2 separate regions of the Homo sapiens genome follow, and region 1 is linked to region 2. Evidence: read pairs that join two places in POLR2A ChIA-PET (ENCODE). Cell type or tissue: A673. All regions are shown on one strand. Region 1 overlaps NCKAP5 (NCK associated protein 5). Region 2 overlaps GPR39 (G protein-coupled receptor 39).

Region 1 (2,500 bases), 200 kb after region 2:
AGTCCTTGTTGCAATTATTATTTTCCCTGACAACTTTTAGACTTGCCTTGCACATCAATGTTTAGCTGCCCTGAGTGCATTCTGTTTTGCTCTGGATGGTGCCTTGGCAAATGACATGGCTCTGTCTCTTTTCTACTTCTCCAGGACCCAAGGTTATAAAATACTTTTGAAACAATTATTCCACAGCTATATTCAAAACCTTCTTCAAGGGTCCCCACTTCCATGACAGCCTGATTATCCAGTGGCTACCTAAGGGAGCAGCATTTGGTTTGGTGATTAGAAAGTTTATTCGTGGTCTCTGCAGCTTAGACTGATGACCAGAGCACCTCTTACCTGTCCTTATCTGCTGCAATTCCATTAACAGTGCCCCAAGGCCCACAGGGTGAGCACCAGTGGGTAGATGGATGAGGATGAAAACAGCAGACCTTGCCCTAAAGAGCCTCAGCTCTAATTAGTCTAACACTGATTTACGCTTTATGCTTTATGAAGCATCTACTATGTGCAGAATCATGACTATGAGCTATGAGAGACTCAAGGAAGCTCATTAACAGAGCTGACAATATCCCTGAGCAGACCAAGCACACAAAGGAGAAAAAAATACAAGAATTCTTAAGGCAGAACATGCAAACAAGATCACAGTAGAGTAAGGGTGCCATGTAGCTAGAGATGGTGGAGGCCAGTGTATTAACCACACAGTTAAATGTATGTAAGAGAATATTCTGTGCAAAGGGAACTTAGCTCTTCCTGCAGAGCTCCCAAATCTCTTGAAGTCTTTACAAAACAAACAAACAAACAAACAAACAAACAAAATTCGGAAATATTTCAGACCTAACAGCAAAGTGACAGAATGTTGAGAAAAAGGACAGAAGGTTAAGGCTCCCATGGCAGGCCAGTCAGACGTGTGGGCAGGAGGACAGCTGAAGAGTGACTCGCATTTGCTTGCCAAGCCTGACTCTCTGAAGCTTCCCTTTTGTCTTCTTCTGTAAATATGATCTAAGGGAGGAAGTGATTCAGCACAGCCTGAGCCTATTCTGGGATCTAAGAGACACAGAAGTGCCCTGAAATTTCCATTTTCATCACTAATTACTTTAACAGGTACTTTAATAAGTGCTTTCCAATTGCCCCCGCTGTTTTGTAAAATTATCTACACTGCATTTTACATTTTTAATCAAGCTTTATTTTTGAAAAGTTCTGACTTTCTGAAGATTTTGCCTTTTACATGTGGGGGAACACATTTTTTCCCTCTGATTTCACCAAACTAAAAGGATTAGTTAGTGGAGAAAAAAAAACCCAAAACTTGACCTATTTTTACCAGACCTATTGGAAGCTCCATTGATGGTCACTAGAATTCAATGTACCACTTATTAGGAAGAAATGAATTACCACTTGCTCTGTGGGGGGAAGAGACACTCTGTGAAGTCCTTTCCCTAATCTTATCTCATGAATCTTCATACTACTGTGTGGAAGAAGCTGTCATCTTAGTTTTTAGAGATGAAGAACCCAAGATGACAGAAGCGAAGGAAGGCATCTGAAGTCACAATGCTACATATATTTCAGGAAGCAGGAGAGCCAGGATTCTGTCCCAGACCTGCTTCCTTCTAAGTCCAAGCTCTTCCTACCATATTCTGCTTGCTTTTTCTATGAAGGGAGGGACGTGATAACATCATTGCTATCTTTTACAAGGCAAATCCTATGGAAGTAGCTTATTTCTGCCTAAATGTTAAGCCCACAATTTGAGCAGCTCCCATCAAATTAATTATGTTGCCTTGGTGATTTTCCTTCCCAGGTTCTGCTTTAGAGGCAGATAATTGGGAAGGAAATAATAATAATAACAGCAACAATAATAGCTGTGAACACTTATCGAGCTCTTTTTAGCACTAAGTGTGTGTTTCACATATGTTATCCTTTTAAATCCTCATTACAACCTACAGTAAGAACTATCATACCTGTCTTGCAAGTGAAAAAACTGACATACAGAGCTAAAAAAATCTTGCCTAATGTCACATAAATAGTATCTGAACCCTGGACAGTCTGACTGCAGAGTTCATGCTCTTAATTCTACCCAATTAAATCTGGTTAATGATGATTTGTTATAGACAACTTATTAAAATAACAATAAAAATTAATCAGTAAAATGAACTGCATAGAATTAAAAAATAATTACCTCTAAATACAATGTGATATCTGTTTGCTAGACACAAACATCATTCATTCATTTACTTAAAATCATGCTTTCCTTATTATTATTCCATGGTTATCACTATTGGTATTTGATTGGTATTGTTAATTTCATTTGCTTTTTAGATCACTACATTCTTTCCATGGAAGCATAATTCCATATGTAAATTTGGACCTAACTGAAAAAATAAAACTATGCAAAAAAAAAAAAATGAACATTTATAGAGTGCTCACTTGCAGGCTAGGTCTTGTGCTAAGTGTTTACATTATTATTATTTTTAAAAAATTTAATTTAATTTAATTCAATATTTTATTTTATTTT
Region 2 (2,500 bases):
TGACTATAGTTAATGATATATCGTATGTTTTCAACAAGCTGGAAGAGTGGATTTGGAAAGTTCCCTACACAAAGAAATGAGAAATGTTTGAGGTGATAAGCATGCTAATTTCCCTGATTTGATCATTACATACTATATACATGTACTGAACTATCACTCTGTATCTCATAAATATGTACAATTATTACATGTCAACTAAAAAGAGGAGAAAAGGTGATCACAAAGGGTGTACATTTGTGGGCGTGCGTGTGCGAAATGGGTTACTAAAATCCACTGAAGTCAGGAGCTATTCACCAAAAGCTGAAAATGTCAACATTCTTTTTAAGAAACCATTTTCATGCCTCCAGCCTTTGAAGGACTCAAGGCCACTGACTTATGCTAAGGACAGAAAAGACACTGTGTTATTTAGGCCTGATTTTTAAACAATGCATTATAGTGATGGCAGAGTGCAGGGTGTGGGGAGTGGGAGGGACAGGAAAATGTATGTGCACATTTGTGGATGTGAACATGTGTGTGTTCATGTGTGTTTGTGCTGACTGTGGAGGTTTGCATAAATATACTTCACAACCCAACCAAGGACTCCTACCTCCAAGATCCTTTTCCTTAACCGAGACATGCTTGCCCTACTGTGAGTCCCAGGTTGTTCCAAGCATGTGTGAGATAACCTATCCCACATGAGAAGGTCAGGTCTGGCTCTCAGTTCTGTACACCACTTCACAAGGTCACTAGTCTTGTCATTTTCTTAACTTTCTCCTTCTGTCTTCCCTCAGCAGGCAACTCATATCTGGGCACATGATAGATGTCTATCCCCTTGCCAGAATGATTTAAAAAAAAAGAAAGGCAAGTTCTTTGTTTAAACTACCGAAGCTCTGAGAACTGCCTATCAGAAGCCATGGCTGTGGAGGGTATTCATTATCACCAAAGAAATCTTTGAGTTCTGAGCTATAAGGGCATAAAAGACACTGGCCTTGGCATCACACAAGCCAACAGACCTGGGGAGAGAATACAACCTCTACACAGAAGGATCCAATTAAACACAGCATACAGTCCCATGCTGGGTACTGCAGACAAAAAGACGGTTATGACTTGTCTCTTGAGAGGTCTGCTATCTGATGGCAGAGACAGACTTTTAAACAACTAACCATAAAGCAGAAGGATAAGTGCTGCTTTTATAGAAGGTTATATATAAAGTCTTATGAACATATAAAAAGGAGGCCAAGTCATTCTATCTGCTCTGCTTAAGGCATATATCTCAGAGAAAGGGACATTTGAATTAGACTTTGCAGACAAATAGGAGTTTGCTAGGTGAGAAGCAGCAGGAGAGAGTTTTAGGCAGAGAGAACTGAAAGAAGTAGAAACATGAAAAATGCATGGTGCTTGGAAAGTAAGGAGCAGCTTAATGTGGCTGAAGCTGAGGATACGTGGATGGCTGGATATAGAAGGTAAGAAATGAAACTACATAACAATAACAATGAACACTTACTGAGTACTTACCACATGTCAGATATCATACAAAGTGCTTTACATATTCATTTACTCTTTATAAGATACATGTGATATAGGTACTGTTTGCCTTATTTTACTGTTGGAGAAATTGAGGTACAGTCAATGAGTGCTCAGGAAAGAAACATTCCCAAGGTCACATAAGATAAATGGTAGAGCTGGGACATGACCTCAGACAGCCCGACACCAGACCCTGTGCCTATCACCGTTAGGCTGTTGGATGTGCATATTGTAGTTCTGCAAGTTGATCATGACAAAGGTTAGGTTGATGTGGCTTCAGGGAGAAGGTGGCATCAGAAAGAGGTAAATGAAGTGGATGTGGGTAGGCTGGAGTAAGAGGAGATGAGTAGACATCCCAGGCATGGAGGAAAGCCATGATCAAAGCCGTATGTGTGGGAACGAGGATGTGGAGTGAGCCATTCATGCGGCCCATTAGTCTGCTCAGTGGCCTGGTGCTTCTTGGCAAAGCCCAAATGAACATCTCATTGATGGCCCCAGAAGCATCCCTGCTCTCCAGAAAGGTCCAGGGAACTCACGTCTGCTCACTTTCTCTCTGTTCCTTCCTGCTTCTCGCTGGCCTGGGAAGCTGCAGTCATTCATACAAGGGAAGATGGGTGCCCGCAGGAATCTCATGGGCTTATCTTTCCCTCTGTTATGCGTGGTTTTTATAATGTATCTCCTACCGAGCATTCCTGGGTGAGGACGGATGCTATTTGGCAGTGGGATTTAATGAATCCAGCAGTGCCTTGCTCCCCATTAAGAATCCCTGAGGGGTGTTCAGTCGGCTGAGCAGCAGAAGATTGCAGCTGCACACATTTAAATAAGAGAGACATCAGGGCAGGGTAGCAGAGGCCAAAGGGAGACCATTCCTTGAGTGAAATTGAATTTTGTTAGAGTTAAATTGAGATGCTGAGCTGTCGTTTTACAAACGTATTCATGGGCTTGGCTGTCACTTTCATTTAGTGGGCTTGCCATCTGAAGCTGGGGCTTGCTGGTG

Evidence for each region. ChIA-PET counts read pairs that join two places held together with the same protein. Peaks named below come from ENCODE experiments on the same cell type or tissue, not always from the same donor. Only the 100,000 strongest peaks of a DNase experiment are listed, where the experiment ranks them.
Region 1: POLR2A ChIA-PET joins it to region 2 with 6 read pairs; 2 of 35 experiments call an interaction of 5 or more read pairs at or near these places.

Annotation. Positions count from the first base shown.
Region 1 is chr2:132,803,284-132,805,783 of GRCh38, forward strand. The region is part of intron 11 of NCKAP5 (NCK associated protein 5); the gene reads right to left. Among named protein-coding and RNA genes, the nearest start is that of NCKAP5-AS1, 110 kb to the right of the region's middle. In A673, no CTCF peak of the experiment used is centred here; a DNase peak (open chromatin) is centred at 988.
Region 2 is chr2:132,603,468-132,605,967 of GRCh38, forward strand. All of the region lies in intron 1 of GPR39 (G protein-coupled receptor 39), which reads left to right. Among named protein-coding and RNA genes, the nearest start is that of LYPD1, 65 kb to the right of the region's middle. RefSeq lists an enhancer at 1,868-2,424. In A673, no CTCF peak of the experiment used is centred here; no DNase peak of the experiment used is centred here.